Linked DNA regions of Homo sapiens: region 1 is linked to region 2. A link is a loop called in an ENCODE intact Hi-C map of the cell type or tissue named here. Cell type or tissue: PC-3. All regions are shown on one strand. Links, peaks and the distances in the headings refer to the core of each region. The heading gives the core; the rest is flanking DNA.

Region 1 (12,219 bases), core at 2,406-10,405, 130 kb before region 2:
GCAAGACTCTGTCTCAAATAATAATAATAAACAAGAAGCTACTATGTTAATGATTTTATTAATATTTATTTACATATGTTTACCTTGCCTCATTTCACAGAAGATTTGAGGTGACCCCTTAGGCAGAAGCAACATTTATTAAAAGATAAGTATTTTTCTTTGCTATATTAGACATTCTTGAAGAGAGTTTTAAAATGTAATTGGATTGTTTATTTAAGTATGTTTTTAGAGTGCATATAACTCATTTATAGAGGTGTTAAGTGAAAACTGTACTAGTTGCTAATACGCAGATGTTTTAAAATGACACGCTTGTTAGAAATATTAGTTTTTCAATGCTAATTATATAGGCAGAAGAGTCCACATTATTTTATTCTAGTCTGAGTGGTAAATAGACTCTCAATTCTGCACAAATAGAAAAAGTTTTTTGATTAATGGGGACGAAATAAAATATTTTTAAAAAGTGATTATGCTGATATTTTTCAAGAAATTGCTTCTAAGTATTATAGTTATTAGATAAATGGTGCTTACAATTAAAATGTCATAATTATTGAGAACCATACTTCATAGTTCCCAAGGTCTATAAATAAAGTGTCAAAACATGAACTTTTCTTCATGCAACAATGAATTGGTAGAACTTGAAATCACAAAAATATTTTTGCTGAATTAACATTATATAATATACTTTTAGGTTATCACAAATTCACAGTTGGTGGTACTTAATTACTACCATCAAATGAATTCCTTTTTTATTAGTAATGTCTGAGAGCAATATAACTAAGATAACTAGACTGGATAGGATATCTCTGTTTTGGAATTTACTTATGATTAACAGTTATCCAAAAATGCACTTGATTTAACTTCTTTAAGAATGAAGTTGGGCAGTCACCCAGAACCTTGGAGGAATGGAAACTTAATGTTTAGCTGGATTAGAGGGTAGGCTATTGGGTTCTCTATCAATGGAGTATACATTTAGAGTGTTAGGTATTCTTCTTAGGTAGTACCTTTTGCTATGGCTAGTAAGTTAAATTATGAAGTTTTATTTATTATTGTCATTTATTTTAGAGGGACTTCAAGTATCTAGAAAGAAATAGATTATTTTTTTCCTCTGCTACCAGAGCCAAGTCAAGAGAGTCCCAAGCTCATATGCTATATAGAATGATCCAATTTAATTTTCTGCATGGCCAAAGTTTTGCAATTTATCCTAGTCCAAGTTTGCATTGCAGTTTCTCACACTCTCTGCATTGATTTAAAAATTCTTATGGATTATGTCATACTAAATACATTTTATAAAGTAGACGGAAAAAAGGGGCCAACATTTGCTTAGCCATTATGGGGTAGCAGACATGGATTCTGCTAGATACTTTTCATACCTTCTATTCCTTACCTGTTTCCATATCCCCATGTCAATAGGGGAGAAAATTCAGGGTTGGAGAGACAAGTCATTCACCCAGGATCGTATAGCTAGCAAGCAGCCAAGCTGGGATTCAGTATGACTCCTCCTGGAACTCTTGAGAAATATGGACACATAAAACCAATGAACATGTATTTATTGAGTTCTAAGTTTACTGGGTAAGAATATACAAGAAAATATGAATACATAGAAGCTTATGTATGTATAAAAAGAGAACTGACAGGATAAAGTATGAGACAACTTTCAAATGCACATGTAAAATGAAGGTAGTCAGATATAATGCAAACTAATCAGGATAAAAAATTATAGTATGTCAATTTATTTTTACAAAAATCCCTGAAAAACTACAGTTCTGAAATTGAACTGAATATAAGTGGAAAGTAGACAATATATGCATTTCCAGTGTCATCTGGCAGCCCATATCATTTTAGCTCAAGCCTGCATGTACTGAAGTATCTATGTCAAAGCAGGAAGGTGGTGATCTGTGTCTCAGTTTCTGAGTTGACAACAAGGCATTGAATTTAGACTGTGACTTTATCACAAAGAGATACTGTATATTGGAGAGGGCCCTAGAGAAGAGCAGCAAGGAAAAAAAAAGAGATTGGAGAGATTAAAAATATAACTGGATGCAGTGAAGGTTAATTGAGAGTGGGATGGATCAGATCAAGTATTTTATAAGGACTTCCAAGGCACTAATACTTAAGGGAGGTGAATTCTATTTTCCTTTTAAAGAATAAGTCATTTAGTTAAAGGAGTAGAATAAGTCAAAGACACAAATGTCAGGGAAAATGTCCTAAAGGCAAACCTGAAAATGGAATGAATTGTTTAGAATGGGAGGAGGGTAAAGGAGTTGACACTAAATGATTTGCATTTCATGAATTAAAAATCATTTCCAACAAATTAGAGGGTTCATTAATACCATATTAATTACTCTCTCTCTCTCTCTCTGTGTGTGTGTGTGTGTGTGTGTGTGTGTGTGTGTGATCATAGGTAGCTTAGCTTTTCTTCCTTTAATAGTAGCAAGACTGGCATTTGATGACATTATTATAAGAAGCTTTTCTCTGGCTTGATTTTCTCTAACTTCCTGGAGCACAGTAGGATACAGAGAAACCAGAGATTTGCCCAAGGTCAGAAGAAATCAGAGCTAGGTTTGGAACTTAATGTTAGGAACTGGGAGGCCTGTGCCAGTTCATCATCTTCTCTTCCTCCTGTTATTGTTTTAGAGCACCTCCCTCCAACCCTCACCCTGCCTCCTCCTTTTCCCATCCCTTTGCATTGGGCCAGCCTTTTTCTCTTCCGTGATACTCTCTTTCATTACTCTTCTTGATAGTTGACCAGCAGTGACATTGCATTTTATTACCTTTTTTTTCCCATACAGAATAGTGGAGACAGGGAGCAGAATTTTTCTCAGACTTAGGCAAGTTAATTTGACTGAAATAGTATACTCGTGAGTAAAGCGTGACTTTTAGGGAACAGATGGGCCCAGGAAAAGACTAAATAAGATATTGGATGTTTTTACACATTATTAATATTTATCCACCAGGTGGGCATTAGCTAGAAAGATATGCCTGAGATGGTCATCAATAGGCCTTGCTTAAACCAACACGAGCTTCTGAAAAGTTGTATGTAAATAAATAATCTAAATGGAAATGTTATTATTTAAACAAGTGGGTGAACTTTTAGGTAAAATAAAGATGTATTTGTGTAGCAAATCTGCATCCTTCAGTTTGCCTGTTTTCTATTCTTTTTGTGTGTGTGTTTGCATTCTTAGAGTGCATTGAGTGACATTGAGGTCCATTAATGTTATAGAGATTATTTTAACAATTTTTCAACAAGCATTAATATTGCATTGTCTTTAGTGTTAATTGATAACAAAAACAGAGCAGTTGTTGAGGAAAATGATGATACATTTAATTCCGGAATTATATGAATGATACAGGATTGCTTTAGATCTTGTTTTTCTCTAATATCCCTGCTGCAAGTCCTCTATTTCCAAGGGTTTAAAATGTACCTCAGTGCTTCTTTGTGACAGTGTGTCATTTTTATTTCCCACTGCTTCAAGGTCATGATATACCCATGAATAGCATATATATACATGATAGCAGTAGCTAGGTATCCTGAAGGACCTCATTGTTTATCCTTCCAGTGGCTTGGAATTGAAAGACTAATCTATTTGATAAGTAATTTGATGGGTGACTAAACTTGTTTATGGTGCTTATTTTTTTAGATTTCTCAAAAGTGAGTATTTGAAGAGGAGTCATCACAGCATGGTGATGGAGTGCAGGCTTTGCTGGCAGCTCTTGAGTCCTGCCTCTGACTCTCACTGGTAGCATGGCTCCTCATTACGGAATCTAGCCTCACTTGGCCTCAGTTCCTTCATCTGCAAAATAGGGATTGCAGACTTCACCTTTTAATCTGTGTGTGAGTTCTGAGTAAGATGGTATCAAGTGCCTGGTCCATAGTATGCATTCAATAACTGATTGCTCTTAATTTAAATCTTTTATTTAGACTGGACATTTTTTGAGTGTTTTAAAAACAAAAGTAAGTTGAGGCAGATGGTAATGCGTATTTGCAAATTCTTTTCGTGAATGTTGGAAAATTACAGTTGCATCAAAATACTTACTTGTAGATAAGGCTAATAGAATATATTTGAGCCTTCTTTAAAGAAAGCATTGCCCACATTCGTTAAATGCATTATCACAATGTGTTCTTTTTTTTTTAAACCAATATATACAAAGTGAACCCAGTTTGTATACTCTTCCCTTCCAAGAGTTCCAAAGCAGTTTTTATCATTTCATTAATCCTTCGAATTTCTGTGAGAAGATAGCAAAAGCATGTTTTGTTTACTTTAATTTAGAAATAAAAAAGATTAAGCTGGAAAAAAGTTGGGTGACATACTGGGGTCACATGGTGAGTACTAGAAATTAATGAACAAAATAGACTTAATAACAGATAATAGAATTAAAATGAATTTTTCTGACATTATTTTTAGTTTTCTCCTAGAGAATATATTTTAAGGAAGATATTTGATGCTGTGATATAAAGTAAACCATTCTTAGCATATTCCTTTTCTTTTGGAAATGTTAGATGAAATTGCAGGCAAAGATGGTGTAGAAGGGGGAAAAACAATTGAGGAAGTCTAGTTGGCGAAGCAGGACTACTTAGCAAGAGTATGGTCTGAGCCCAAGGAAACCATCTACAACCAAGTGTTCAGGAGGTAAGGTGTAATTAGATCTTAAAAGAAGTACCAACATTTTTGTAGTAGATGTTGAAATAATACCAAATCACTCTTTTTTCCAGTGGAAAGATTCATATTCTGATTTGATTGACATTCCCATAACTTGTTAACCATCAGTTTTAGCTCTGAGCTAGTCAGCTGGTTCTGTTTGGAATTACATTATTTTTAAGTTACTAGATATACCTCAGAAGCTTTGAAAAGAATAGCTTTGGGTTTCTTATCTAGTGGAGGTTTAGAACCCTGTATATGTGTGTCTGTTTATGTTTTCTGGTTAATAAAACTAAGACCCATTCTCTTCATATTTTGAAAAGAGGGGCAAAGGCTTGCAATTATTTTTATAGATCCTAGCATTCATGGTTCTGAGTCCTACTACCAGGACAGCAACAATTGTGTGGTGAGATTTCTGCATTCTCATCTAAATACCGATAGAACGACCTGCATACTGAAGTCCTTGTAAATTCAACTTAAGAAACTTTAGCCTGTTTATTTAATCCTAAAAACATATCATGTAAAATGTGTATGTGTGGGTACTTGATTTGAATTATGTACTTTGAAAGTTACATATTCTCTTAGGGCTTTGTTTTTTTTTTTTTTTCCTCAGAGTAAGTTAAGAAGGGAAGTGGCAGAAGGATCATGAGTTCCTTGCTTGCAGAGTAAGTGGGGAGATGAGAAGGAGGAAGCAATGCTTTTGTGAGTGTCCACCAGATTGTAGGGACATACGAAGAGAAAAGACTGGTAAGGTTCAACCACTGTGAGAATTAGGAGTATTTGTGAATGAGTTAGTCTGGGGTGGCTTTGGTTCTCTCCTGCTCCCTGTGGCAGGTGGTCCCTGCATATTTGTTCAAAGTGTGCCACAGGTAAGCAAGGTAGCATGCCAAGAACAGTGAGAGCTGGGTTTAGTCTGGCCTCTGCTGTCATCTGCTGGTCTTCTCAGCTCTATCTGTCTGATTTAGAGGCCCCTCCTTGGTGGCCCTTGTTAATATTTCACTGCACAGGAATCTACCGAACAGTTGGTTGCCTCCTCTGTCTGCTCAACTATTTGCAGCTTCCACGAAGCCAGGAGCTGTGTCTCCTTTATCATTTTCCGTAGTGCAGTGCCGGCATATGGCAGGAGCTAACTGAATGAATCAGCTACTTGACTCTGTACAAGCCATTTATCTAAGCTGAAACATACCTTTGTCATCAATAAATTGGTTGAGAATAGTTGAGTGGGCTTGGATTAGAACGGTTGTTGTTTTTTGAGACAGAGTCTCGCTCTGTCGTCCCGGCTGAAGTGCAGTGAGTGGCATGATCTCAGCTCACTGCAACCTCTGCCTCCCAGGTGCAAGCAATTCTCATGCCTCAGCCACCTGAGTAGCTGGGACTACAGGAGTGCGCCACCACACCTGGCTAATTTTCATATTTTTAGTAGAGACGGGGTTTCGCTATGTTGGCCAGGCTGGCCTTGAACTCCTGACCTCAGGTGATTTGCCCGCCTCTGCCTCCCAAAATGCTGGGATTATAGGCGTGAGCCACTGCACCCGACCTGAACAGTGCTTTTTAAACTGTAGATTGTGACCTAATAGTGGGCCATGATATCAGTTTAGTAGATGGTGTGTGACAGTGTTAAGCGAAGTATCAGACTACATCCAAGGTAGTTATAAGTACCACTTTGTGAAAGTTTTGTATTAGTTGCATATTTGTATATGCATACTAGGCTGCAATGTAAAATGTATTTCTTACTATGGGTTATCCTCAAAATTGTTGAATGCCTCTGATCTAGATTAAATCTAATATTACTTCTAGTCATTTATTTGGTTATTTTCTATTTAAATGGCAGGACATATCTTTTTATTAGAGAAGACACAATTCACACTATACCATTACTATTCCACTAGGATGAATTAAAATGGAAATAACTTTATTAATTTAAAAAAGCTGTCTTTTAATTGAAAAAGTGATATGTACATGTAATACAAATTCAGACATTCCAAAATACATTATATTTATACCACATAAATCCCTTTCCCCTATTGAGGTTTCTTAGTAAGATGTTTCATTTACCTGCCTATCTTCCAGATTACTTCTGAATTTATATTTTCTTTATATGAAATTTATTTGAGTTTTGAGGACAGAGAGAATTTAATAAACTTGTTTGTAAGTAGATGATACAACCAGTTAAGAAAGGACATGTTTGAAAATTCTTTTAGCAGATGGATTTGTCCATTTACTGAGTCATTTACAAAGAATCATATGTTGAGAGTCCACAATATGCCAGGAATTGTGTGAGGCTCTGGTATGCAACAGCTCCTTCAAAGAGCTTGGTGATCCAGTGGGTACAGGATTGCTATGCACTGCACTGTCAGGATACCCAGGCTAACAATTCTTATGAGAGCCATTTGTCAGAGAATAGTTGGTGAGTTCATGATACTGTCTCTAAATATTTGAGGAGCTGTTACTTGGAAAAGGATTAGACTGACTCAGTTATCTCCCCAGAAGACATAATTAGAACAAATGGGTGAATGTTACAGGCAGATAGACTTAAACTTAACGTAGAGGAGACTGTTCAATAGAACACTTTAAAAAATGGAATGGATTGCCTGTGAAACAGTAAGTATTCCATCCCCATAAGTGTAGAGACTGGCGATTGATGACTTGCTGGCTGCTTGGCATGGTGTAGTCAGGAGAGGGGTTGAACAAAAGGACTTTGAAGGTTTTTTGTTTGTTTGTTTGTTTGTTTGTTTTAAACAGTCTACGATTTGGCTTGATGGATGTCAGAGAGAAACCTGGCTTTAAAAAAATGTGTGTTTTCTATAGGTTATCTGTAGGTAGATAAGAAATGACAGACTTATAAAAGAGTTAAGACCTCTCTGGGTCTAGACCTTCAAAAAATCATTATGCCTGTCATTGTATGGATGTAAAGAAGCTGGACTCTCTCCTGGAATGGCTAATTCCATGAAGCAGCTGTGGTTAAGGGTGTTTTAGAGGTAAACTGTATTTATTCTTTTTTTTTTTGAGACAGGCTCTAGCTCTGTCACCCAGGCTGGAGGGCAATGGCATGAAAACTGCTCACTGCAGCCTTGATATCCCTGGCTGATGAGATCCTCCCACCTCAGCCTTCCGAGTAGCTGAGACCACAAGTCCGCACCACCATGCTCAGCTAATTTTTAAATTATTTTTTGTAGACACAGGGTCTCCCTATGTTGTCCAGGCTGGTCTTGAACTCCTGGGCTCAAGTATTTCTCCTGCCTTGGCCTCCCAAAGTGGTGGCATTACAGGCATGAACCACTGTGCCTGGTCTGTATTTATTTATTTTTTAAAAAAGCTTAATTTTAAAATCTGCTTTTCTAATTGACCCAATTTCTTTCAGTGGTATACTAGTCTAGAAACTTAAAAAATAAACATAGTTTAGTTTCCTTTTTTTATTTTTAAAATCTTCCTATATCTAACACATCTTGTAATTTCTTTATTCAAAACATCTTTTTGGTCAGCCTTTTCCTCTTTATTCTCATTCTGACCATCAGAGTCTCAGCTGTCCTCCTTTCGCATGTGGGATAACTCTGACAGCATCCTGCCCTCTCACTCTCTCCATTTCTTATTCATCTATTCCATGTAAATATTGCTGCTCTCAGGTTAATCTTCCAAAACACAAGTTTAATATCTCTGTCCTCAGTAACCTGCAGTCCCCTCCCTCCCCTTTAAAAATCTCTACTTGGTTTTCAAAACTTTCTGACCATTCAGCTTTGTTTTCCACTCCTCCCAGAGGTATTCACCTCATTTTTTTCATCTTTTCTGTGTATGCAATGGCAATTTCTGATGACTTAAGAACATGAATAGCTTGAGTAGAGCATATTTTATGACCAAAATGGGTTCAAACAATCAACCTATACTTGAGTTGCTACTTTGTGAAAGACACTGTTTTGGGATGGAAAAAAAAATATTTGCCCTTAACAGAAACTAGTGTAGACTAGCATAGAGTGTAGTCAGAACTTACAGAGTGTTGAGGTAAAGAACATGTATTCTGTGGAGCCTGACTCCCTGGGTTCACATCGTAGTTCTGCCACTTAATAGTTCTGTGATCGAAGGCAATCACTTAACCTGCCTGTGCCTCAGCTTCCTCATTGGTACAATGGGACAATAGTAGTACCCTCCTCATGTGGTGGTTGTAAAAATTAAATTAATACATGTAAAACACTTAGGAGAGTGTCTGTCACATGGTAACATAGTTACCTGTTTATGATTATTATTACTGGGGATGGAAGTTTAGACAGAATTTGGGTGCCTTTAGAGGTGCAGTGTTCTGGATGATCAAAGGAAAAGAGCAATTTTTCCTTTTTTTCTGAGACAAAGTCTCGCTCTTGTCGCCCAGGCTGGAGTGCAGTGGCGGGATCTCAGCTCAATCTATCAAATTCTTACTATTTAATGCCCATTTAAAATCCTACTGGTTTACATGAAATCTTTCTTGGACTCTCCCAAAGAAAAATTGAAAGACCTCTGCCTCCCAGATTCAAGTGATTCTCCTGCCTCAGCCTCCTGAAGAGCTGGGATTACAGGCCCCCACCAGCATGCCAGGCTAATTTTTTTTTTTTTGTGGAGACGGGGTTTCACCAGGCTGGTCTCAAACTCCTGACCTCAGGTGATTCGCCAGCCTCCACCTCCCAAAGTGCTGGGATTACAGGTGTGAGCCACTGTGCCTGGCCCAATTTTTCCTTTTTTAAAAATTATTATTTTAGGTTCAGGGGCACATGTGCAGGTTTGTTTTATAGGTAAACTTGTGTCATGGGGGCTTGTTGTACAGATTATTTCTTCACCCAGGTACTAAATCGAGTACCTAATAGTTATTTTTTCTGATACTCTCCCTTCTCCCACCCTTCACCCTCAAGGAGGCCCCAGTGTCTATTGTTTCCTTTGTGTTTATGAATTCTCATCATTTAGCTCCCACTAATGAGTGAGAACAGGCAACATTTGGTTGTCTGTTCCTGTGTTAGTTTGCTAAACTTAATGGTCTCCAGCTCCGTCCGTGTTCCTGCAAAGAACATGATCTCATTCCTTCAAGGCTGCATAGTATTCCATGGTATATATGTACCATATTTTCTTTATCCAATCTGTCACTGATGGGCATTTAGGTTGATTCCATGTCCTTGCTATTGTGAATAGTGCTGCAGTGAACATTCACATGCATGTGTCCTTATGGTAGAATGAGTTATGTTTCTCTGGGTATATACCCAGTAATGGGATTGTTGGATTGAATGGTACTTCTGCTTTTAGTTCTTTGAGGAATCACCATACTCCTTTCCGCAATGGTTGAACTAATTTACACTCTCACCAACAGTGTATAAGTGTTACCATTTCTCCATATCTTTGTCAGCATCTGTTGTTTTTTGACTTTTATATAATAGCCATGCTGACTGGTGTGAGATGGTATCTTCATTGTGGTTTTGATTTGCATTTTTCTGATGATCAGTGATGTTGAGCTTTTTTATTTTTTTCTTCTCATATCCCTGTTGGCCATCTGTATGTCTTCTTTTGAAAAATGTCTGTTCATGTCCTTTGCCCACTTTTTTCTTGTAAATTTGTTTAAGTTACTTACAGATGCTGGATATTAGACCTTTGTCAGATGCATAGTTTGCAAAAATTTTCTCCCATTCTGTAGGTGGTCTGTTTACTCTATTGATAGTTTCTTTTGCAGAAGCTCTTAAGTTTAATTAGAATCCCTCTTGTCAATTTTTGCTTTTGTTGTTATTGCTTTTGGTGTCTTTGTTATGAAGTCTGCCCATTCCTACGTCTCAGATGGTATTGCCTAAGTTGTCTTCCAGGGTTTTTATAATTTTGGGTTTTACATTTAAGTCCGTAATCTATCTTGAGTTGATTTTTATATATGGTGTAAGGAAGGGGTCCAGCTTCAATCTTCTGCATATGGCTAGCCAGTTATCCCAGCACTATTTATTGAATAGGTAGTCCTTTCCCCATTGCTTGTTTTTGTCAGCTTTGTTGAAGATCAGATAGTCGTAGGTGTGTGGCCTTATTTCTGGGCTCTCTATTCTGTATTCTGTCCCATCAGTCTATGTGTTTGTTTTTGTACCAGTACCATGCTGTTTGGTTACTGTAGCCCTGTAGTATAGTTTGAAGTCAGGTAGTATAATTAGTTTAGCTGTGTTCTTTTTGCTTAGCATTGCCTTGGCTACTTGGCTGTTTTTTGGTTCCATTTGAATTTTAAAATAGTTTTTTTCTAGGTCTGTGAGGAATGACATTGGTAGTTTGATAGGAATAATATTGAATCTATAAATTGCTTTGGGCAATATGGCCATTTTAATGATATTGATTCTTCCTATCCATAAGCATGGGATGTTTTTCCATTTGTTTGTGTCATCTCTGATTTCTTTGAGCAGTATTTTGTAGTTCTCATTGTAGAGATCTTCCACCTCCCTGGTTAGCTGTGTTCCTAGGTATTTTATTCTTTTTGTGGCAATTGTGAATGAGATTGTGTTCCTGATTTGGCTCTCAGCTTGGGTGTTGTTGGTATATAGAAATGATAGTGATTTTTGTACACGGATTTTTCTATCCTGAAACCTTGATGAAGTTGTTTATCAGCTGGATGACACTATGGGGTTTTCTAGATATCAAATCATGTCATCTCTGCAAACAGGGATAGTTTGACTTCATTTCTTTCTATTTGGATGCCATTTATTTCTTTCTCTTGCCTGAAGAAGCAGTCTTTCAATTTTTCTTTGGAGAGTCCAAGAAAGATTTCATGTAAACTAGTAGAATTTGAAATGGGCATTAAATAGTAAGAATTTGATAGATCGAGATGAAGCCAGACGCACAGAAATAAGGATGTGTTTAGGGAACAGAGAATTTTCTATGTGACCTATGTGTCTAGAAGAGGAGTGGTGGGAGATAGAGCTGGCAGAGTGAATTGGGGCCCTATGGAGGATTGCTAAGATGAGGAATTGGTACTGAATTTAGGAAGCAATGAGGAGCTGTTAATGATTTGTAAGAGACATTGCAGTGTGCCTGGAGTCAGGCTTTAGGAAGATTAAGTTGGCCACATATTAACTGGAGGATACATAGATGGAGGGAGACATCTGAGGTACCAGTGGGGAATTAATGATTGAATGGTAATAGGGCTTGAAAAAGTATGTTTACTGGTGGAAATGGATACAGGTCATTTCAGAGACAGAGGCTGTGATTACAAATGGTGAGTGACAGAAAGGCAGAGAGGGAATAAAAAATAATTTCAAACTTTGAGTAGATCCCTGGAGGAAGGATAGTAAAATTCATAGAAGTAAATAAGTTTAGAGAGGGAAGGAATGCATTCTCTCTCTACTTGCAACTGGTCAGATCTTCCATTCTACCATCAAGCTCAGGGTTATCCATGGAACATCCCGTTTGAACACTCTGTCTATGCTGATTTTGACCTTCTCAGATGTCCTGATGACTTATGGTTCAAAACTGTTTAAAACTTGAATATTTCTGACTGTTTCATTAACATTAGCTTTTGCTTCTGGGACAGACTGCAAACCCTTAATTAGTATTCCCCACAGTATCTTGAATGATAGTGTTTTAGGTACCATTATGGACTGAACGTTTG
Region 2 (12,219 bases), core at 2,875-10,874:
AGGGAAGAGGAGGACAATCGTGTCAGATGCTGCCAAGACATAGAATAATTATAATAATTATATAGTTTGCAACTTTTGGCCAAGTGCTCAGAATGCTTCTTTCCTGTTTTCTGTATTTGGAATATAGTTTATCTTTTATAAAAAAATTTTGTGGGTACATAGTAGGTAGATATACCCTAAAGAAAGGAAATGAGTATATTGAAGAGATATCTGCACTGCCATGTTTGTTGTAGCATGGTTCACAATAGCTAAGATTTGGAATATAGTTTATCTCTTGATTGTGTTTTACGTGGAAATAAACTATGAGTATAAAATAGAGTTGATTTTTGTTATACTCTTTGAGCTCCTTTGGAAAAAAATATAGAACTAAGTTGAGCTATGTAGGTATCAACAGCTGCTGGATTCTGATTGTTGTTTTGGATACTTGTGGTAGAATATTCTGTAAAAGTCCCCCATCTCTGGGTATTTCTGTAAGTGCTGGCCTTGGTCTTGTCCACCAGCACTATTCCAGTTACCTGGGGCCCCTTAACCTTCACCTCTTGGCTAAGCCTTATCCAGGCTTTAGAAGCAGAAGAAAACTGTAAAGGCTATTGTTCAGCAGTAAATTTCAAGATGGCATTAATATTAATCTCTCTTGACCCTGAATACTGTTCAACTGGCTTCGGCTTTGTATCTTGACAAAACAGCTCTGCCTTCCATTCCATGACTGAATTTGCATCTTGGTTTTCTGCCTAGTTTGCATTTGGAGTTTTGTTTTAATTTCCTACTTTGCCTTGAGAGTACCAGAGCCCTGATCTTAAACCCTGGTCTCTGTCTCCGGTCTGATACCTGCTTGGCACCAGCTTTTTGTCTTTTATGAAATCTTGGCACCCTCCACTTACTCCCATCTCACCCTATTGTTCTTAACTCTCCTACTGAGACCTCTAACTTTTACCCACTGCAGGACTCCCTGAGGTTAATTGTTTTCTTCTTTAGATTTCCTTTTTTTTTTTTTTGATTGCTAGACTTTCCCTGTTTATTTTAGCAATACAGTTGAGTTCTGTTTTATATCTGGGTCCTATGTAATTAATATATAACTAAACTAAAATTCTAGGATCTTGCCTTCAATTTGGAATGACTTGATGGGAGCATTTAGAAATTACTATTTTTAATTAACACATAATAATTGTACATATTTATGGAGTACAGTATGATATTTCAGTATATATATACCATGTGTAATGATCAAATTAGGGTAGTCAGCATATCCATCACTTCAGACATTTAGCATTTCTTAGTGTTGGGAACATTCAAAATCCTCTCATCTAGCTATTTGAAAATATACAATTTATTATTCTTAACTGTAGTTCCCCTTCAGTGCTACAGAACTCTGGAAGTTACTACTCCTATCTAGCTGTACTTTTGTATCTGCTCCCCAACCTCTCCCTATCTCCTTTGCCTCCCAACACTTCTCAGTCTCTAGTAACCACTATTCTACTCTCTAATTCTATGAGATCAACTTTTTTAGCTTTCATATGTGAGTAAGAACATGGAGTATTTATTGGAAGCATTGTTATATCCAAAGTATTCTGCTTTAAAGAAGAAAGAAATCTACAGATTTTTTTTTTTTTTTTTTTTTGAGACAGAGTCTCACTCTGTCACTCAGGCTGGAGTGCAGTGACATGATCTAGGCTCACTGCAACCTCCACGTCTCAGATTCAGGTGATTCTCCTGCCTCAGCCTCCTGAGTAGCTGGGATAACAGGCACCTGCTATCACACCTGGCTAATTTTTGTATTTTTCATAGAGACAGGGTGTCACCAAGTTGGCCAGTCTGGTCTCGAACTCCTGACCTCAGGTGATCCACCCGCCTCAGCCTCAGTGGTGGGATTATAGGCGTGAGCCACCGTGCCCGGCCTACAGATGTTCTTTACTCTAAATATAATAGGCATTAGGGAAACACAGAAGAGTAAAATGTATCTCTGCCTTTGAGGAAATATGTTTTTAAATATAGTCATACATAGATGCTTTATACAGCCAGTGAATTCAGCTTGTTGCACTGAAGACAGTCCCTTATGTATATGACCCCTGTACTCTGTTTTCACTGGAGCCCTGTGCTCACAAAACATTGCTATTAAAACATTTCAGAAATAAGAAAACTCCAGTTAAAATTTTGAGGAACCTTGATTCTTAGAATAAAGATGGACAAGAGATCATTTTTTCCTAGTGCTCTATAATAATTCCTTTCTACTTAACCTTGATTAATTAAGACATATACATATTTTTACTCATGGAAGGGGCATATTGGAAATATTTAAATTCTTACAGTCATGCTGTGCTTTTCACAGATGATTGGAACATTGCCCAGGCATAAATGCATCTCATCCTTCCCCCAAACAGTTTGTCAGTTGTTTAACCTAGCATAATTTGTTTTTCATGACCAGTAAAAATGACAGTGCTAAAATGTTTTAAAAGGAAATAAAAATAAAATAGAATTATAGCTCTGATTTTTTAAATATTCTCCTTTTTTCCTTCCTAATCATTCTTTGATATAGTAATGTATCTTAACCTTTGCTTCAATTGTAGGCTATTTTTAACATTGTAAAAACAGAAAATAATCAAAACTAGGAGTTTTATTTTGTGAAAATGAAAACAGAGAAATTTTATTTTGTGAAAATGAAATAAATTTCAATAAGACAGGTTATACTGCGACAAAATAAAATTTCACGGATGCGTTATCACGGTTTCAATGCTTATGTACACATAACCTTCATCCTTTGTATGACTTTGTGGCTAGGAGATTTAATGCACTGACTACTCACATTGATGCTGGGCTGAAGCCTCAAGTTGTTTGAGGAAAAGACCATTTCATGTGCCCAACTATGAAGCATTTAGAATGAAAGGAATACTGAGAACATGTCAAGAGAGCTCATGCCACTGGAAATTGTACCTTTCTGTAAGAAAGAATGTATCTCAAAACTATAAGATGAGATTGTGTAACCTTCAGACATGTTAGTTCACCATAGTATAAAACCGTGGTAAACTATGGTATACTATGGTTTACCATAGTATACTATAGTAGAAGACACACATTTAGCAGCTATTAAAAGATCCAGCTATTGATCAGCTAGTACAACTCGTTCTATAGAGTTTGACTTAGATGCTAGAATTTCCTTCATCCCCAAACTACAATTATCATCATAGAGACAAGAGGACACAGATCTATGAGTCTCTGGAGCTAGGTAGAAGACAGATTACAGGTAGCCCTTTCCTGAAAAGCCAGGTCAGCTTGTTTTGCTGAATTTTCCATCCTGTAGGTTGAATTCTTTTCCAGGAGGCTCTTTGGTTTCCGTAGAAAAAAGTACTTTGTGGTTCCTGCCCTATCGGTTTTCCAGATAGGCTGGGCAGGTCTGAACCCCAGTGATGGACATAGATTAGACCCAAATTGTCATCCCTGCTGTGATTACTCTGAGGTCACTCATTTAGGATCACTTTTTGCATGCATGTGTGTGTTTGTGTGTGTGTGTGTGTGTGTATAATGCATTTTGTATTTATACAGTATTATAGTAGTATATAAACTGTATAATAGTACTTATACAGTTTAACCAGTGAGATGGTTAAATGGTTAACAAGTAAACCACATAGTTAACCAGTAAAGATGTAAAATGACTTCAGACAAATATGATCAATCTCTACAGTCCCCTGATGAATTTCACAGGTTCCCACCACCATCAGTTCTACCTATTCATCTCATCCATGCTCATTGTTCTGCCTCTTTCCTGTTCCTATGGATGCCCTGGCATGTTTGTTTCTTTCTTTCTGGCCTCCTATTTCCCTCCCCTCAGACATCACTTCAGCATCTGTGCCTTCTCACTTCCCTTATCCTGGGTGTTACCATTTCAGCCTATGAGCATGCCATTAATTTGCCATCTTTACAAAATTCTCTCTTGACTTCACATCCCTCTGTAGCTGCCCTCTCCCTTCTCTCCTCTTCTTTACAACAAAACTCCTTAAAAGAACTGTTGGCTGGGCACAGTGGTTCACTCCTATAATCCCAGCACTTTCAGAAGCCAAGGTGGGAACATCACTTGAGGCCAAGAGGTCGAGACCAGCCCAGGCAACACAGTGAGACCTCATCACTACAAAAAATAAATAAAAATTAGCCAGATGTGGTGGCACACTGCCTGTAGTCCCAGCTACTCAGGAGGCTAGGGTGGGAGGATCACTTGAGCCCAGGAGGTTGAGGCTGCCTTAAACCTCCTCCTGAAGGATCCTCAAGTTGCCAAATTCTAAGATCCATTCTTAGTCCTCATGTTACTGGACATGTTGGCAGGGTTTGATGGACGTCTCCTCTTTTCTTGGCTTTGTTTTCCCCTTACTGTTTTCTCCTACCTTCTAAGTCTCCATCTCCTGACCTCTAAACTTTGGAAAACCCAGGGCCTGGTACTCTGACCTCTTCCCTGTCTAACTCTTGCTTAGTGATCTCATCACTTACCTGACTTGAATGACTACCAAATATATATCTCTCACTTGGACTTCTCCATGAACAAAAGATGCATATATCTAGCCGTGAAGATATTTTTGTACAAATTAGAAAAAGCTGCCCTTTCCTCAAGCACATGACTGCCATCTTCTGGAAATTTTTCAGAGTAGAGACACCTATCCAAAGACTGAATATGAATGGTGTCTCCTTCAGCTGTGTGGTCCTCAACCTTAGTAGCAGTGCTTTTTCTCAACTTGGATGGGTGTGTCATGGCCATCACAAGCTTAGTAGGTCCCAACCCACATCCCATCCCATCCCATCCCTTCTCATCCTCTTCCCTTCAGTCTTTTTCTATTTCAAACTTTTTCTGGTGGCTTAGGTCAAACCCTTTGAAGTTATCCTTGATGCTTCTCTTTCTCTCATATCGCAGCTTAAATCCATCAGCAAATTCTGTTGCTTTTTCTTTCAAAATACATTAGAATTTAACCACTCATCACCACCCCACTGTTGCCACCCTGGTCTAAGCCTCAGCAGCTCTCCCCGGGATGATTTCAATAGTAAGCTTCCTTTCTTGCTCATCATTGTCTGTCCTCAACACAGCATCCACAGTTGTTTCAAACCTAGGTCACAGCATGTTTCTACTCTACCCCAAATCCTTCAGATGGTCTGCCATCTCACTCAGCGAAAAATCAAAGTCCTTAAAATGGTCCACGGGCCCTCCACATCCAGGCCTGTCCACAGCACTGGCCTTGTTTCCCACCTCCCTCCCCTCCACACCGCCCGGTGCTCCAGCCACGTGGACCTGGCTGTCCCTCAACATGCCGAACACACATCTGCTTTAGGCACTCTGCCCGGATGCCCTTCCATACAGCATGGCCTGCTGCCTTCCTTTCTTGAGTCATTGCTCAAAGGTCACTTTACCCTGTCATGGAAGCCTTCCTTATCTATACCACATAACCAAGCAACCCCTTTCCCAGAGCATTTGCTATCCCCCTGCTATTTTATTTTCTCCATAGCACTTAGCATCACACACACACATATTGTTTACTCTTTTACCTGATTAGAATTTAAGCTTCGTGAGCCTAGAGACTTATTTTCCCCCCTTAATTATATCCCAATTTCTAAAACAGTTCTTGGCAAGTAGAGTGATCTCAATAAATATTAATCAAATAAATAAATGAATACAGGAATCCTTGAATCTGTCTGGGGGACACTATTCTCAACAAGACACTGCAAATTGACCAAGGGGTTGACAAAATAAATAAAAATACACAAAGGTTTGAGATGGTCCTGAACAATTATCATCTCTTGATTCCAAGATAAAAGTATTTTCAAGAGTTTGAGAACTCATTTAAATCTAATTTGAAAATTGCATTGATTTTACACCCTTCCGGAAGGGCATGTTTCCTGCAGAGAAAGCAAGTAGGTGCCATCTAGTGGCAACAAAGGAGATCCACATTTGTGTTAACTGGAATGTATCGATTAGCAGTGATTGAAAATGTAGTTCCTGATCCAGAAGCTTATGAACTCTATGACAGAACAGTTGTGATAGCCATAAGTCTTGAAGGGTGCATTTTCCATGGAATATATGGCATTGAAAAAAACACAGTTCCATTTCTTCTAAATTATTTCTAATTTTTCCTTTTAATTTTTGCTTGTTTTCTGGGATTTGACTTCTTTTGTTCTTTTGTTTTTCGTATTGTTTTGTCCTCTACTTATCTATATACTCTTACATTCACATGGTACTGGCCTAGGCTTTGAATGGGTAATAAAATAAAGGCTCTATCTTCTGGGAATTTATATTCTAATAAAGACAGTGCCTATGAGGGTAAGTATAGAAGAACATGCCTTATCTTGATGAACTGATCTCTTCAGGCCAGATTTCTGCAGCCTGTTGAGGCTTTACTGTTGGATATACTTCCAGCATTAGAGGAATGAGCTTTCGGGAGACTTAGCTTGCTGTTTTTCAGAAAGTGGCACATTATATGGAGAAACTAAGATAGAAAGAGAAATACTCATGTCCATGCATGTTGTCAGGAAAGACAGAAATTAAATCCGTCTCTGATTCTCATTCTAACATCCAAAAAGCTAGGTCATTTCAATTCTTTGGTAAATTAAAGTAGAAACTTTTTGGTCCACTTTGGGAGCTTGTGACCTTTCCAGCCAGAGTGGCTGGGGTTGGTACTGGGAAATCTTTGCCACCAGAGGGCCTGAGTGGTGATGTGACAAAGCAAGATAAGGGTGTGAGGCCCAGGAAGGAGACAAACTTAGGGTGCTGACACTCACATTAATGCACACGGCCTTTTCACAGCTGAGTAGCACCAGAGGACAAAAGTTGGACTAGTGGAATATGACAAGAAAGCAGGTTTCATACCAAACATAAATATTTTCCAATCAGAGCTTTTTCCAATGAGATCAAAGTTTCTGTTACCCAATAGTGGATGGGTCCGAGCAGAGACTGGATGACAACCTGCCAGATTTGTTGAACCTATGAAGGTTCTCTGATTCTCTGGAAGACCTCTTTCTCCCTGCACATGTAAAAATCCTCCCTACTGTTCAGTATTCAGTCCATACCCCACTTCCTTTTTTGGGTACCACAGCTTAAAATCATCTTTTCTATCTCTACCTTTCTTATCATTTTAAGAGCAGGTTAGCATTTACATTATGCTACCTGCATTAATGTTTTTTCTCAGTGGTCTAATCCTTAGCTTTTTGAGTTAATGCTAACCTGCTTGAAGACACGGACCACATCTGAGCTAAGTGACAAATGATTCTGTATTGTTATCTTTTAGCATTGAAGGTGTATGTAAGACTCTTTTATCCTTTCCACACAGTGTTAAATCTAACCCTTGTTGATCTACCTGCAGTAACTAAAGTGCCCGTGGGAGATCAGCCACAATAGCTCTCTTGCTATTGACCTTGCCATTTCATCTTCAAGAGTGAATATTAAATGTTTATGATGGGTAATGGTAGTAAAGCTACCAATAATTGCCACATCTGGCTTTTTTTTTTTTTTTGAGATGGGGTCTCACTTTCTTGCCCAGGCTGGAGTGCAGTGGCATGATCACAGCTCACTGCAGCCTCGACCTCACAGGCTCTTATCTGGCATTTGGGTCCAAGATGCTTAGGCATAGTCTAAGTTTAGTTGTACAATTCTTCATTGAGATATTAGATAAACTAAAATCTTTGTGGAGATTTGTTTCTTTGTTAGATTTATACTCATTTAAAAAATCTAATAGTACTGTACTAGCTTTTCTTTTAAATTGTGGTGTTTTTTACATACCTGATTTCTCTCAAAGTAGGTACAGAAATTGATAATACACCAGCTTGTAGGATGTTACTGAAAATTTAAAAACCCAGTTTTGTTATTTATGTAGTTATTTTAGTGTTTTTCCCTCTGCTGAGGGATTTTTTTAAAATTTTACATTACAGGTAAATATTTGCTTTGATATAATACTCTATAACTTTTTTCCTTGAGAAATTGTCTTTGTATAAGTTGATGTGGTATTTTCAATAGTGTGTTTTTAAGCTAAAGGATTCCATATATTATTTATTTTTAACAAATTAAATGATTTCCCTTAACTTATTTTGCCTTCTGAAGATATATTTATATAACTTGGCATTCCATCCTGATGAAATGGTGATACTGAAGAGGGGAATGCTAACAGAACTCAGAGGTATCCCAGATCTAATGTCTTTAACAATCAGGTGCTGTTGTTTGCTTTATCATTTGGATAGCCAAAATTTTCTTTAAATTATTTAATAGGCTAGATGGTTTAGGGACTGGTTTTAGTATTTAATTGCTTATCTGAAAATTGGCAAATTTAGCATCTATAGCATTTGTACTATGTTTAATATTTCTAAAGTATTAATTGTGATTCTTAGTAACTACTGTGTTCTGTGGGATGTTCATGAAGGAAGAAGAGAGAATATTGGATACTTTGACTTATAATTAAAGAAACTTTTATAATTATGGCAAAAATGCATGAATTTAAGTTGTGTCATTTTGGTTTTATTTTTGTAGAATATGCCGAGTTTCTACATTGCAAAGGAAAGAAATTTACAGATTTTGATGAAGTTCGCCTTGAGATTGAAGCAGAAACAGATCGCGTGACTGGAATGAATAAAGGCATTTCCTCCATACCCATTAATTTACGAGTCTATTCCCCACACGGTAAGTAAAATAATAAAATTCCAAATTCTTCTCCTCAAACATTTATACTACATTAATTAACATACATCATTTGTACAGAAGATACAAATAGTGCTGGGTTTCTAGGGTATCCTTTGGATACTGCCCATTAATGTTATGGTTCAAAGAGCTCTTAAGACATTTAAGGAGAGGCAGTAGGAGATGACTTTAATAAAAACAGAATTGAGTTAGTCATCAAATTTTTTCTTCATTTTTATTATAAGCTTTTAGAATTTGAGAAGGGTATATATGAAAACTTCCATTTTTCAGTCTTTGCTGAAATCTTAGAGGTACATGTTACTATGGTTGCATCTTCCCCTATTGGATGTCTTGCAGCCATATATAGTCCTATTTATTTTCTTCCTGAGAAATCAGCTCTGACTTTTTCCCCCAGACTATCGGTAGAAACTTATAAATTAGATAACCAATCCATAATGTGTGATGGGAAATAACCTGTATGCTGACTAAATTTTTAGTGGGCAAATTTTCATTTCTTATTCCCTACTTAGCTCTATTGCTTTTAAAACAGAATATAAATGACATAAGCTCAATTATGACTTCCCAAGGGTACTTGGTGCCAACATTGTTTATATGGAGAGGTTGGGCTAGAGTCATGTTGTCACTGACTCTGTTTGTACAGCTGATTCAGTAAACCCAGGGCACCACGAATGGCTAACAGCTTTCTACTAGGCTAAGTGGTTAACTTTCTATTAAAAAAAAAAAATGATACTTTTTAAGGAAAGGGCAGTCTTACCCTGTGAGTTTTTATACCACTTGAAGGCAATGTATAAGACTGGCAGATAGCATATGCATTTCTCATTTGGTGTTTTAATTATAACCCCCTAGTTACAGATATGACAGCTTTCTGAGCAAACTGTTAGGCATGCAAATCAGTGCCTTTCAAATTATGTTAAAGTGATCATTTGGCATAGCACAATCATATCATAAAAATAGAGAAAACTAGCAAAACCATTTTTATTTTATGCTCTTTATTCTACACACATGGGTTGGAGTTGTTCAGATACACAAAGTAGAAGGCTGAGCTAAGTGACAAATGATTCTGTATTGTTATCTTTTAGCATTGAAGGTGTATGTAAGACTCCTTTATCCTTTCCACACAGTGTTAAATCTAACCCTTATTGATCTACCTGGAATAACTAAAGTGCCTGTGGGAGATCAGCCACCAGATATCGAGTATCAGATCAGAGAAATGATTATGCAGTTCATCACGAGGGAGAACTGTCTGATTTTAGCTGTTACTCCAGCCAACACTGATCTTGCAAACTCAGATGCGCTGAAGCTAGCTAAAGAAGTTGATCCTCAAGGTGAGTGTGTGACTACTAAGATGAGAAGGAATTAAAGTGTCAGGAGTTTTGGTATCTTTAAAGGTAACATAAATTCTTAAGATTTGGTTTCATTATAAATAAATTAGCCATTATTAATGTTGTTAAACCTTTTGTATTTTAAATAGAAAATTCAGTATTTAATATTAAAAAATAATAAATAATTTTAGTAAAGATTTACTAAAATAATGAAATTTATATAGTCAAAATCTATATAAATCTAAGAATAATGAGATCTAAGAAAACAGGCATTTCTAAGCCTCATGGGCTGCATATTTTAAAAAGTTGGTAAAATAAACTTCTGGTACAGCAGAATTCAGACAATCTACTAATTATTATGAGTTACCTGCATATGCTTCCAGTGAAAAACCTTTGTGTTTTTTACTTTGTCTTGTTTCTTTAAAATAGGAAGCTCTAATGCATGTAAGATATTATTTAGCTTATAATTATTTGAGAAAAAATGTACGTATAAGCAGGGATTTATTTGGTATTGTCATCTCAATATCCAGAAAAGGTCCTTTCTTATGCGTATGTTTAAACTTTTTACTTCTCTAAGTTGAATAACGACAGTTTATCTTCAGAGACCTCAGTGCTGGCCTTGGTGTGTGTCTGTTTAAAGTGATTGTGGAAGGGCATTCAATGATGTGCCCTTTCAATATGGAGATACATGTTCTTCAGTTCTAGGAATTTTTCTTTTTTGATAATTAATTGTCCCAATTTCTTTGTTCTTTTTATCTGTAGTTCTTATTAGCATGTTAGAACTCCTAAATGAATCCTTTATTTCAATCTTTCTCTTCTATAATCATTTCTTTGTCTTTTTGTTCTACTTTCTGCAAGATTTTATCAACTTTATCTTCTGCTCTTCTGATTCATTTTAGAGGTTCCAAAAGCATATTTTTACTTTGTGAATCTTATTTTTATTTTTTAAAATAGCATCATGTTCTTGTTTTCATAAATACAATATCTTCCTCCAAGGACTTTAGTGAGAGCTTTTTGAAGGTTTTCTTTTGTAATCTACATTGTCTGAATCTATTGTTTTCTGATTGTTTGTTTTTGTCTCTGTCTTTGATGTTAGAGACCTTTTTCAAATGTTTGTCGATCTTTTGCCGCTTGTTCGTGCATGAGAGTGGAGCACCAAAAAGCTGATTTATGTACATGACAGGGATTCATTGACCAGTGGGTTTTCCCATGGAGTAACTGTGCTGAGAGTTGACCATTTTGTTAGGAGACTTCCTCAACTGTTAGGTTCTATGAGTATTTTCTCCTGAGCTGGTCTGGTATAAGCCTGATGTCTAGTGTTCTTGGAGCCAAGAATTGGTGGGTCAGGGGATGGAGTGGGAGGAGGATGGTTCTCACTATTCAGTGTGTACACTTTTAATTAATTCCTCTGCTTTCATGATGGCATTCCTGAAATTCTTCTGGAGTCCAGAGTCCCTCTGGTTCAACCTCTTTTGAAGCAAGTCTTCAGTACTCTGCTGAGGTTGAGGAAGGGTAGCTATGTGGGTGTGTCCTCTAGGAGCCTTCAGCCAATTCTTTTATTTTCAGCTCTTCCTATACCCTAGCATTGGTTCTCCAATTCTTAGGCCTTTCCAGAATTCTGCAATGGTAACTGTTTTTTTCTTCTTGGTTTCCTCCACCATCCCTGAAACTGGGGCTTGTAACAAGCAGGTAGAGGCTCCAGATGACAAGTAAGGACCATCACCAGGACTCCCTTTACAGCGTCAGTGGCTTGGAAGAGTCAGATTATAAACTGGGACTGGAATCTAGTTATAAAAATGGTGCTGAACCATTCCTGTCTTACAGCCTTCTTTCCCATAGGAGATTGAGCCATGGTTGTCTGATTGGGACAGAGAGAGTCATACCATCAGTGAATTCTAGTGAGTTCAGCCCAGTCACATTCCTGAGGAGTCCACACGTAGTCCACGTAGAAAAAACAAACTCAGCTTCTCCTACTATATTCTCAAACACGCTTCTGACTCCAGATGTGTGGTGATTTCTCCCTACTGCAAACAAGCAATTAATTCTTTTCTGCAGCAGACATCAGCTAGGTATCCTCTGATTAAATTTTATTCTGATACTATTTACCTGGAAATAGCATCAGATCACACTGATTGAGGGTTCAGTCCCACAAGATGACCCCCACTTCTGATGCCAGTTACAAGATCCAGGTTGTTTACCCTGTGCTCTGACTGACTGGCTATAAATTGGGGTTTCTACAACCTT

Evidence for each region. Peaks named below come from ENCODE experiments on the same cell type or tissue, not always from the same donor. Only the 100,000 strongest peaks of a DNase experiment are listed, where the experiment ranks them.
Region 1: it touches region 2 in a loop (2.2-fold over the local background); 10 of 110 quality-filtered maps call a loop at or near these places.

What each region holds. Positions count from the first base shown.
Region 1 is chr1:171,845,539-171,857,757 of GRCh38, forward strand. All of the region lies in intron 1 of DNM3 (dynamin 3), which reads left to right. Among named protein-coding and RNA genes, the nearest start is that of DNM3, 10 kb to the left of the region's middle. In PC-3, for the core only: a CTCF peak has its summit at 5,569 (motif pointing left); no DNase peak of the experiment used is centred there; H3K27me3 peaks cover 7,523 bases.
Region 2 is chr1:171,979,171-171,991,389 of GRCh38, forward strand. It overlaps DNM3 (dynamin 3), which reads left to right. Exons shown (of 21, transcript NM_015569.5): 3 at 8,486-8,635; 4 at 9,775-9,978. Among named protein-coding and RNA genes, the nearest start is that of DNM3-IT1, 120 kb to the left of the region's middle. RefSeq lists a silencer at 4,615-4,804. In PC-3, for the core only: CTCF peaks have their summits at 4,606 (motif pointing left), 5,887 (motif pointing left), 6,659 (motif pointing right) and 6,858; DNase peaks (open chromatin) are centred at 4,611, 5,881, 6,681 and 9,281; H3K27me3 peaks cover 1,976 bases.